Linked DNA regions of Homo sapiens: all the other regions are linked to region 2. A link is a loop called in an ENCODE intact Hi-C map of the cell type or tissue named here. Cell type or tissue: CD4-positive, alpha-beta T cell. All regions are shown on one strand. Each heading gives the region's core, and the rest is flanking DNA. Links, peaks and the distances in the headings are about the cores only.

The links. Peaks named below come from ENCODE experiments on the same cell type or tissue, not always from the same donor. Only the 100,000 strongest peaks of a DNase experiment are listed, where the experiment ranks them.
Region 1: it touches region 2 in a loop (4-fold over the local background); 20 of 110 quality-filtered maps call a loop at or near these places.
Region 3: a loop joins it to region 2, with 3 times the contacts of the local background. A loop is called at or near these places in 6 of 110 quality-filtered maps.

The regions. Positions count from the first base shown.
Region 1 is chr10:89,011,142-89,013,641 of GRCh38, reverse strand. FAS (Fas cell surface death receptor) reads right to left here. Exons shown (of 9, transcript NM_000043.6): 7 at 1,561-1,643; 8 at 275-299. Among named protein-coding and RNA genes, the nearest start is that of FAS-AS1, 19 kb to the right of the region's middle. In CD4-positive, alpha-beta T cell, for the core only: no CTCF peak of the experiment used is centred there; no DNase peak of the experiment used is centred there.
Region 2 is chr10:88,932,448-88,939,059 of GRCh38, reverse strand. It overlaps ACTA2 (actin alpha 2, smooth muscle), which reads left to right. Exons shown (of 9, transcript NM_001613.4): 8 at 818-999; 9 at 3,694-3,986. The coding sequence ends at 3,837. It overlaps ACTA2-AS1 (ACTA2 antisense RNA 1), which reads right to left and starts at 6,376. Exons shown (of 5, transcript NR_125373.1): 1 at 6,101-6,376; 2 at 5,174-5,419; 3 at 3,487-4,162; 4 at 584-848. In CD4-positive, alpha-beta T cell, for the core only: CTCF peaks have their summits at 3,547 (motif pointing left), 3,746 and 3,983; DNase peaks (open chromatin) are centred at 3,509 and 4,049.
Region 3 is chr10:89,562,600-89,565,099 of GRCh38, reverse strand. No RefSeq gene overlaps it. Among named protein-coding and RNA genes, the nearest start is that of SLC16A12, 28 kb to the right of the region's middle. In CD4-positive, alpha-beta T cell, for the core only: CTCF peaks have their summits at 872 and 1,072 (motif pointing right); a DNase peak (open chromatin) is centred at 1,039.

The DNA of each region.
Region 1 (2,500 bases), core at 1-2,500, 77 kb before region 2:
GTTCTGTAATACATCTAGCTGATTATGAAGGAAAAGTTTCTTAAGCCTCAGACTATTGTGTCTTATTGTTACTTGATTATTTTTAACTATGAGTATTCATTATAAATTTAAACAAACTGCCTGATAAATGCTTTATGCTGAGCAGGTAGAATTGTATGAGAAATAACAAGATCCCATAATATGTCACTGAAATTAGTAACATTATTTTACTCTGAAATTGGCCTATTACTCTAAAGGATGCCATCTCTATGAAATAAAATGATAAAAGCCTTACCAGATAAATTTATTGCCACTGTTTCCTAGAAAGCAAAAAATGGAAGCAGAGAAAGACAAATAAAAATATATCTTTAGAATATTCTAAATGTGAACTTCTAATTTTTCCTTAATTCAGAAAGAAGTACAATCAGTTGCTTGATGTATAAAATTAGGAAGCTAGATTAAGTGATTAAGAAGGTTACTTTTACCATTCAATTTTTATTCTGAAAGGTTCCGGCCTTGCCAGAAACTAAGCAATATTGTCTTAGTTTTTAAAGGCAAGAAACCTAAAGAATTCATAAAATAGGTTGAGGTTATTTTTCATATAGACTTATTAAAATAAATAATAAATATAACTACTCTAAAATTTTCTTCCCTGTAACTATTCTTATTCTTAATACCAGAAAATGGCTCAAATTGAAATTTTTTTTACCATATTAATTTAAAGAATCCTAACTCCCACTGAGCCCTGGCCCCAAATAAGAAAATAATTCCATTAAGTGCAACTGGTTTCTTTTCTCGGTGTATTTCTTGCTATCTGAAATATATTGATACCATGTTGGGAAAAGATATGGTGAGACATAAGGTCAACCGGCAGCCAGAGAAAGTTAAGCTGTGCCCTTATGACAAACTTTAAGAGCAATCTCTTTGCTCAGGCTTGGATACTGAACCCATGCCTGGTAAAGGCTGTTTCTCTGCAGGGATAACAACAACACGGAACATGGAGGTTGGCCAAGTTCTTTTTTCAGCTCATTTTCAGCACACTCTCAATTCCCTCCTTTGTTGATTCTTACGGTTTTTGTGTACAAGTTTACTTTTAATTTGGGTACCATATCATAATTCATCTGTGAGGCCCCTTTAACCTATGCACCCACAAACACAAGCAATGTTTAAATAAAGAAAGTAACAGGCCGGATGTGATGGCTCACACCTATAATCCCAGAACTTTGGGAGGCTGAGGCAGAAGGATTGCTTGAGGTCAAAAGTTTGAGACCAGCCTGGGCAACAAAGTGAACCCTGTCTCTATAAAAAATAAAAATAAAAAATTAACCTGGCATGGTGGTGCATGCCTGTAGTCCCAGGGTCACAGTTGAGGCAGGAGGATCACTTGAGCCCAGGACTTTGAGGCTGCAGTGAGCCATGATTGCACCCCTGCACTCCAGCCTGGGCTATGGAGCAAGACTCCATCTCAAACAAAATGAAACAAACAAGAAACAAAAAAGTAAAAGGAAGTAACAAAAAGCCAAATCACTAATTTCTCTATTTTTCTTTTCAAGGAAAGCTGATACCTATTTCAATACCTACAGGATTTAAAGTTGGAGATTCATGAGAACCTTGGTTTTCCTTTCTGTGCTTTCTGCATGTTTTCTGTACTTCCTTTCTCTTCACTGAAAGAACAAAGAAATTTTATCAACTCAGGTCTCAGCCTTGTAGAATGCATGTGAGAACATACTTTCACACTAAGAGAAATATAAGAAGGAAAAAGGAGAAATTCAGTGAAACTTAAAAGTGGCCAAACATCGCAGGAGACCGCTGATTTTGGAACTTTCGTACTACTAAGTCAAGTGTTCTAGTGAAAGGACATATCTTAATTAGTCATCTAATTACCACAGGCTGGCCTAGCAAGGAGATGGCTTTTGACTTACCATATGGCAAGCACCACTCTCTGTCCAGCAAAGATGTGGACGGCAAGACTATGGCAGGATGCAGAAGCCGTAGGACAAGCAAGTCAACATCAACTTGCTATGGATGCCCAGAAATGAAATACACACACAAATAACTCAAGCATACATACTCAATAGGTGTATGCATTAAAGTCAATGTGAGATAGAAGAATCTGTATGTCTCTGAGCACAATTACAGTGCTTAAATATCCCAAATGTATTTTCAGCTAAACAACCGCTAAAGGCAAGGCAAACTTTCTTCTTCAACTGAACTGAAGAAACAGATAATTGTTCTGAGAAGGGAAAATTGAATACTTCTAAGTTACTGAAAGTTGGTGTGACCCTGTAGTTGATGAATGACTTAAAGGGATTTTTCTAGACTAATTATGATAATATCTAATTTTGGCTTTTCTACTGACTCTACTAAGTCACCTTTGTATAACATGTGTCCCCATAGTATTTTAAGTTAAGAAGGAGAAATAATTAAAAACAAGCAATTAGGCCGAGGAAGAGGAGGCAGTGAAGTACAAGTTTTTAAAGTGTTCCCTGCAATGTGTTTCCTGGGAATGCCTTTGCTTCTT
Region 2 (6,612 bases), core at 2,553-5,052:
CAGTCTTAGTTCTCTTGATCTTGGGAAAGTCACTTAACCTCCCAACTAGTCTCCTCATGTATAAAGCGGAGACTGTAATATTACTTATGTCCTAGGATGGCTGTGAGAATTACAGGAGATAGATAAAGAGCACTTAGCCCACTGCCTGGCAAAAGCAAGCATTCAATAATTATCAGATATCACTAGTAATTAATAATCAGGTAGTGCTATTGTTAACGTTATCATTACATCACAGCACTGCAGAAGATGAAAGGGCACCTAGAGGTTTTTTGAAAACACCTGCGTCAGAAATTAACAAAAGTCCAGACCCCCACCCCCACCCAAAAAAAATGTTAGCAAGATTGGAAAAATGAGCCTTTTCCAACAGGATAAAAAATAGAGTAAGTTTCCCTGATAATCCAGCCCCATTAGCTTTGGGGGCTGGGGCAGATGCAACGTAGCTGTTAAATGGAGACCTGGGAGAGCTCTGAAGAGTTGTTGCAACATTGGCTCAGCGTGGAAGCTTTGCAGGGAATTGGAAGGCTTCATCCCTTATTTAAACCACATGGAGTGAGTAGTGAGTCTATTAAAAAATCAGTGATACCTGTTGTAGCCCACACCTCAGGATGCTGCAGCAGGCCTTCCTCATTAGAAGGCAGGCAGGAAGACATAGAGCATAACAAGACCCTTTTGTCTCTCAGACAGGTGGTTCCTAGATTATTATGTCTTCCCAGCCTCAGTCCACTGCAAGATCATCCAGATGTTCAAGTCTGGTCTTCCATGTCTAGCCTGGGTTTTACTCTCCACTTAAGGACCATGGCCTGTGTCTCTTTTCCAGGGATGGAGTCTGCTGGCATCCATGAAACCACCTACAACAGCATCATGAAGTGTGATATTGACATCAGGAAGGACCTCTATGCTAACAATGTCCTATCAGGGGGCACCACTATGTACCCTGGCATTGCCGACCGAATGCAGAAGGAGATCACGGCCCTAGCACCCAGCACCATGAAGATCAAGGTACTGTTCAGTGACAGACCCAGTGGCAATGCCGCCAGCAGTGTCAGCCCTATAACCACAGATAAGAACTCTTCAGAGACTGTATTTTGGTGACATGCAATTGTGGGTTTTAGGGGTAGGTAATGGACACAAATCTCATATTTTACAGGATGTAAGTCAATCTAGTTCATAAGAAAAATTGAGTTACTTTATATAAAATTTGATCTCTATTTATCCTTGTCTGTCAGCTACTTTCAGTAGCTGCAGTCAAAGTCAACAGAGCTCCCCACATGCTCATCTCTCTTTAAAATATGCATTTTGTTGTTTTTCTCGACACAAAAATAGTGCATCATGCATGTAACACATTTTTTAAAAATACTGATGACCTAGACTTATTTCTGAAGAACTTCAAACACTGTAGATTTAGGAGGAGCTTATACTCTTCCTCCACTACTAACCTCAATCCTGTGGCCAAGAATTCAAATTTTATCCTCATTCCTCTGTCTAGCACATCTTTTGGTACAGGTGCTCAAAAGCACAGAATGACTCTAGGATGACCAAGCTCAGTCCCTGAGCCACCCAGGACCCCTGTATGTGGTGTGAATGTTGAGCCCTAGTGAAGGGAACTCGGGGATTAAATGGAGATAATTCTTTGGAGGCAAACTTAACCTGTGGCTGGGTCACTTCTCAAAGGTTATTATCACTCTCTGAAGTCAGAAGGCCACACTTGGGACCCTCTGACCCATGTCACAGGAAGTAGAGGGGCAATTCTAGTGCAGTTCACACACGTGGGTATTTAAACAAATTATCTCCTCTTTGCACTCCCTTCTGTTTTTAGAAGGAGTATGCAGCTAACACTAGAGAGTGTGCTAGACTGAAACATGCACACTTTCTCTCTCCATGATAGGCTCTGGCTAGTCCTGCCCTAAAAGACTTCAGCATGAGAGAAGAGAGACTGTTTTCCAACAGCGTTTGTGTTTCTTGGATGCCATTCTGATCAGCTCTTACCCCCCTTACTTCCACACAAGAGGGAGGTGAATGAAGCCAGTAGCTGGGCTCACTACTGAGTTGATCTCATGAGGGTCGATAACAGAAAGAGGCTATTGCTAGAGTTGGGCAGTTCCTAGTTCTCTAAACTTGGTTTCTTGAATAGAAATTAATGTGAAACTCTGGGCCCCGATGTAATGAGATAGTATAGAGAACCAAGAAAAACCTAGGACAATAAGATGATAACATTTGGCAAAAATGAAACTGGATGAGAGACCTATGGGAACTCCCATAGAATTTGTCATAGGCTGTTCTTGCGTTGCTATAAAGAAATACCTAAGACTTGGGTAATTTGTAAAGAAAAGAGGTTTAACTGGCTCACAGTTCAGCAGGCTGTACAGGAAGCATAGCTCTAGCATCAGCTTCTGGGGAGGCCTCAGTCTCAGAAAGCTTCGAATCATGGTGGAAGGCGAAGCAGGGGCAGACACCTCACATGGCAAAAGCAGGGGCAACAGAGAGGGCAGGGGTGGGGGGAGGGTGCCACACACTTTGAAATAACCAGATTTCATGTGAACTCGGAAGAAGAGCTCACTTATCACCAAGGAGATGTCCTAAGCCATTCATGAGAGATCCACCCACGTGATCCAAACACCTCCTACCAGGCCCCACCTCCAACACGGGGGATTACATCTCAACATGAGATTTGGAGGAGATATCCAAACTATACTAAATTCTTTACAACTTTTCTGAAAATCTAAAATTGTTCCAAAATAAAAAGGTTATTTTTAAAACCAAACCAAAACATAAAACCACCTGGGAGAACCCAGGTTTGAATATCAGATCTGACACTGATATAACCGGTGTTACCTGGGCCAGTTACTTAAACTTTCTCAGCCTCTGTTTCCTCATATGTAATATGGGAGTAATTTAAGACTTATTCTTCAAGATGTTTATGAGAATCAAATGAGATAATACATGTAAAATGCTTAGCATAGTGCCTGGCATATAATTACATGCTCAGTAAATATCAGTACTTTGTATTAAGAAGTAAATGCTCAGAAGATAAAGATTAAACTGGTTAGCCAGTTTTCACTGTTCTCTGTGCCTAAACCATTCATTTATTTAAGAAACATGAGCATGCCTTGCAGGTTAGGCCTGTGCACTGGGAAAGGCCAACCAGTGCAGCTTAAGAGGCACCTATTGCAAGGGAATGTCCCCAGCAGGGGACCCTGAGTTCCCCAATGTTAAACAGAGCATCTGGGTGAAAAGTGGTAGTTCACTTCACCACGTGGAAACACATTTGTATACTAAGTCCTAGCACAATTAAAACTTCTCCTTTGAATAGGCTAGGGTTTGTTTCTACAGAAAGTGTATCGTGTTGAATTCTGAGGCAGAGTTCATGGAAATCAGAGGCATTGCCAGGGTTCTTAAGTGGGGGCCATGGCTGGATTTGGAGCCAACTTTCAGTTTGCTCAATAATGTGGTCGAAGAGTTACAGGTGAGAAAAACGAATGTGCTTACTGAAGAATTTCTAAATCCATGGCTCCCTCTGGCGGTCCTGCCAAGAACATGACACAATTAGGACACAATTGGCATCTAACAGACAAGCCTGTGTCCCTGCTGAACAAGAAACTAGGCCATGGTAGAACATCCAGGCTCTGTCCTACCGCACTAACGACTGCACTAATGATGACATTAATGACCATTCTTTTTCATCTTGACTGACAGATCATTGCCCCTCCGGAGCGCAAATACTCTGTCTGGATCGGTGGCTCCATCCTGGCCTCTCTGTCCACCTTCCAGCAGATGTGGATCAGCAAACAGGAATACGATGAAGCCGGGCCTTCCATTGTCCACCGCAAATGCTTCTAAAACACTTTCCTGCTCCTCTCTGTCTCTAGCACACAACTGTGAATGTCCTGTGGAATTATGCCTTCAGTTCTTTTCCAAATCATTCCTAGCCAAAGCTCTGACTCGTTACCTATGTGTTTTTTAATAAATCTGAAATAGGCTACTGGTAACTTCTTGCGTTGGCCTCCGATCAATACTCGACTGATACCATTTGTTAGGTTGACCTCACCCGTTACAGGATGGCTCCCTCTAGTGGTCCAGCTGAGCACATGGCAATTAGGATGGATATGTTTCTCAGGCAAAGGGTAGAATCACATTACCTGAAGTGGGGAGCTGCACTTCGGTTCTGTAAAGAGGAATAATTTGAGAATACATTGGAGATTTTAAAAAATAACATGGATTAAAGTGTATCAATGGGATAATCTACAGTACCTCACAACTTGCAAAGTGATTATATTACTTTACACTCATAACCCCAGTACTGGTAACCTGATGGGTGAAAAGAAAATAATTACACACACACACACACGTATATATACACATATACACACATATATATGTATGTGTGTGTGTACATATATATATGTATGTGTGTATATATATATATGTGTGTGTGTGTGTGTGTGTGTGTATTAGAGATAAGGTCTCACTCTGTCACCCAGGCTGGAGTGCAATGATGTAATAATAGCTCATTGCAGCCTTGATGCAGCCTTGAACTTCTAGGCTCAAGCAATTCTCTCCTCTTGACTTTCCAAAATGCTGGAATTATAGGCATAAGCCGCTGTGCCTATATATCTTAAAAGTCATATCTTGTATATTAAAAGTCACACACACACATATAGATACATTTCCCATACATATATACATATATATGTGTGTGACTTTTAATATACAAGATATGACTTTTAATGCATATACTATGTATTAAACTTATATACATATATATACACATACATATATACATATAGAAACAGGTGGTCTGACTTTTATGTTTATTGAGGGAAACATGGATTTTTTAAAAAACATTGAGAAACACTGCCTTAAAATCTCACTACACATCTGGACCATCTGTTTCCCTTCTCTTGATCTATCTGTCTTTGAAAAGGATACTATGGATATATTCACGCCAGAAGGAATGAGAGAGAGAACAATACTTTCCAAGGACCATTAGCATCAATCATCAGGTAAGGGTTTTACACATATCATCTCTCAGCTGTTCTTCACAACTATCTGGGGAAGTATTATCAGCGCACTTTATAATTGAGGAGACAGAGATTGCTCTAGAAATGCAATGGGATAGGAGAGCTACCAACTTCCATTTGGCCTGAAAGGCACAAAGATATAAAAAAATACTGACCCTGCTGTTCAGGGTCTTAGCCTCAGAGCACTCCTTGCCCAGGCTGTTCACCATCCTCAGTTGCTCCCAAGCTGAGAGCTGCTTGCCCTCCAGTGCATAGTGTGTGTCGGAAGCCACTGGTTGTCCTGAGGAGTTAAGGTGGCTCTGTCTGTGGCAGCACCTCACTGCAGAGACCTCCAGGCCCAGGACTGAGTGTCTGTTTGGTCTAGAAAACCCGAACTCCCCTAGTCTTCTCTGGCCCTGTAACTTGCAGATAATTAGGATTAATACCACAAATAATAAGAGCTGGGATGTACTGGTGCCTGCCATGACCAGAGCCTGAATCAAGCTCTTTATATTAGGATCCCATTTTCTCCTGCAACAGCCCTGTGAATTTTGCCTGACTTTAAAAAAAAATAGAGATGGGATCTTGCCATGTTGCCCAGGCTGGTCTTGAACTCCTGGGCTCAAACGATCCTCCCACTTTTTGGCCTCCTAAAGTGCTGGGATTACATGCGTGAGGCACAGCACCTGGCCATTACTGCCTTTTTACAGAAGAGTAACTGAGGCTAGCAGCAGCCCAATGTCATGCTGCTGGCAGAAGTATCAGCTTGCTCCTTCTTGTGCTTGGTTTCCAATTCATGTTTTTAGCCATTAGGCCAGCATTTCCCAAAGAATAGGCTACACGGACCAACCTCATCGGAAGCTCATTTTAAATGGGTAGAGCCCTGGGTCACATCTAACACCCGCTGAGCTAGAATCTCTGGAGCTGAAGCTGGAAACCTGAACTTCAATCAGATTTCCCTGGTGATTCTTATGTACATCAAAATTTAAGAACCACTGGAATATGATCGAGGGAAATCTTCCAGCTGCAAATTCATGCTTGCCATGCAGGGGCACCTCATAGCCACTAGATTTAAACTTAAGGATTAGTGTGCAGATACTTGCCACCAGATCACTTTCATAATTGAGGCAGAAATCACCAACCATTGCTGTCATCTCTACAGGGTTTCCTTGGAGTAAAACTGGTCTGTTGCACTGCTGTACTTCATATTTACCACCAGGCGGCATGAGCTCCTAGTAAAGCAACATTCTTGGAACAGCCTCTCAGGCTGAAACAGCCATGCCCAGAGGCAAAAATCAGGCAAACCAGAACCACCCACTGAATACGCATTAGTGAAATTTTAGCTCCTTGTGAGCCACTCAACTGCAGTGCCTAAGCACCCTCCTCCCAGTCATCTATCAGTAATTCATCCCCTGACTCCATGAGATGCCCAGTGACTTAATAAAGGGCTGGGCTTTGCACAGGTGGCTGAGTCCCCTTCATGAGCGTCACACCAATCTCCAGAGGAGACAAAACCAGCAACATACAGGTTTGGCAGCCTTCTGAATCCTCTTCTCTCCTCTAACAATAGCAAACCAGACTCTCAAAGGAGGGGAACATCCTTCTATGACTATAA
Region 3 (2,500 bases), core at 1-2,500, 630 kb before region 2:
CACTACGCACAGCTTACACTTAAGGAGTAGGGAGTTAGGCGCCGACTTGCACAATTCATTTTGAATTCTTCTGCATGGAAAGACTCCACAGATTACCCCTAGCTCTCAAAGCAACGTGGTGGGAATTCACTTGCAGGGATTTGCCTAGTGCCCTCGAGGTGGGTGCTGCCTCTCAGGCAGCCTGGTGCCTGGATCTCACTGCTAGAACAGGCATCAGAAAGATGCACACTGTTGTGTTTGTTGGGCTTGATGCCTCGGCATTTAAATTTAAGCTGAGATTCTCCACATGGTGTGTTGTTTACCATTAAGCTCCAGATCAGAAACCACTTCTCCTGGAATCTTTCCTGTGTGACCACCCTTCCTGAACCCCGTCTGTGAAGTGTTGTCATCCATCTCCAGTTGACCAGAATAATTATCTTTTATCTCCTCTGTGCCACTTACCACCTTCTACCTTCTAGTACTATTATTTAAATGTACAACTTTTCGCCATTCAGTTACATATTTTACAAACAGAAACTGATTTTTACAGCTTTGTCTTTTTTTTTGTAGTGCCTAGAACATTGCCTTAGTTAATATACGGCAGGACAAATATGGTTTATTATATGTTTTGTGTAAATATGAATATTACAAAGTAATGTGCCTATAGAATTATTGTGCTTAAAGCAAACAATTCAGTGGCATCTAGTACATTCACAATCTCGTACAACATCTAGAACATTTAAAGCATCTACTTTCAAAACTTTTTTGTCACCCAAAAGAAAACATGCCCTTTAGCATTGACTCCACATTTCCCCCTTCACACAGCCCCTGGCAAGCACCAATCTGCTTTCTGTCATGGTGGATTTATCTATTCTGGATGTTTCATGTAAATGGAATCATATGTTATGTAACTTTTTGTGTCTGGCTTCTTTTGCTTATAACAATGTTTTTAAGGTTCATCCACATTGAGCAGGTGTCAGTGTTGCCTTTCTTTTTATGTCTGAGTAATTGTTCTGTAATTTTGTCATTTATTGCAGGTATATTACATCTGCCCTGATTTTACCGCTAGATGGCATTACTTTCCTGGGAATTTCCTGGTCATTGCCCATACTGGTTAGTGAAATTAACCAAACTAAACTATGAAATTATATCAGTTCAATTTGAAAATTAAAAATTTTTAATTTTAAATTTAAATTTGAAAATTAAAAATTTAAAACTTTTAAAAATTTAAAAATTGGGCAATTTTTAAAGTTGCCCAATAAATTAGCATCTGTAGGCATTCTTTGACAGATAAAACCAAAGAGGTGGTATTCATAATGAGGTTTACAAATAATTCAAATGATGTAAATTTCTCAAAATATAAGCAATACAGATTTCTTTGCATTGTGTAGGAAGTACTGGGACCTTGAAAGCAAGATGGTGGAGACATGGGGACACCTGGATGAAATGTTATAATGCACACAAAGTTGTCAATTCAGTACCTGGCTTGCAGCACTTTTGGGCTAATTAGGTAAAGACCAGGCAGATGCAGCCCTGTAGGCTGGCAGTTTGGCAAGCTGAGTGGGGATTAGATGTGTGTCCACACACACACTCTTGGGTGGCAAACTTGCCCAATGAACAACCTGTGGAACGATTTCTGGAGGCCCTGGAGCTAGCTGTTGTCATTAAGAGACAGCATGACACAGTAGTCAAACTGTCTTCTGGATTACAAACTGATACCTAGTAACACAGTAATCTTTCTGGACCTTGGTTCCTTACTTGTGAAATGAGATAATGTTATGTTCACCTCACTGGGTCGTTACGCAAACTAAATGGTGACCGCAAGGAAAATAAATAGAACAATATATGGCAAATGTATATATTCCATAAAATATTAAGTATTATTAATATTACCCAGATAGACAAGTTCTCAATAACAGACAAGGTAAAATTGCACATTCCAACCCTTTGATGGTCTTAAGGCATAGGATTTAGGGTGGTGAGGCCTTGAAGGAAAGACCGTCCTCTGCTCAAAGCTCCCTAATAGGAATGCTGTAACCAAGTGGTCTTGCAGAGAATCATGAGTAGTTAAAACCTTTTGAGAACTGTCCAAATTTAGGGATGTGTGGAATTCTTTCTTCTAACTCTGTACTCTTATTCACTATCTTCGTTCTGATGTTAAATAAAACATTTTTGGTGATCTTATGAACTGTTAAAATGAAAATAAATCTTGGAACTCCAAAATCACTTAGCCAAAGGGAAAAGTCAAGCTGGTAACTGTGTCAGGCAAAACTGCCTCCCATTTTATTCCTAAATAAGATAGCTTCAAAGATTTTTAAAAAGCTACACACCTCCCTCACAATTGGCCCACTAGGAAATTCCTTATGGGCCCCCATTTATCCTAAAATGGTTCTGTTGAATGTTACCCTGACAATGTAAATTGATAGCTTATCTTCCCAGGTGTGAAGGCTAGAACACAAAAGCTTATCTTCACAAAGGATAGAACTGTAAGTAAGTCCTCTGCTTACCTGAGACAAATGAC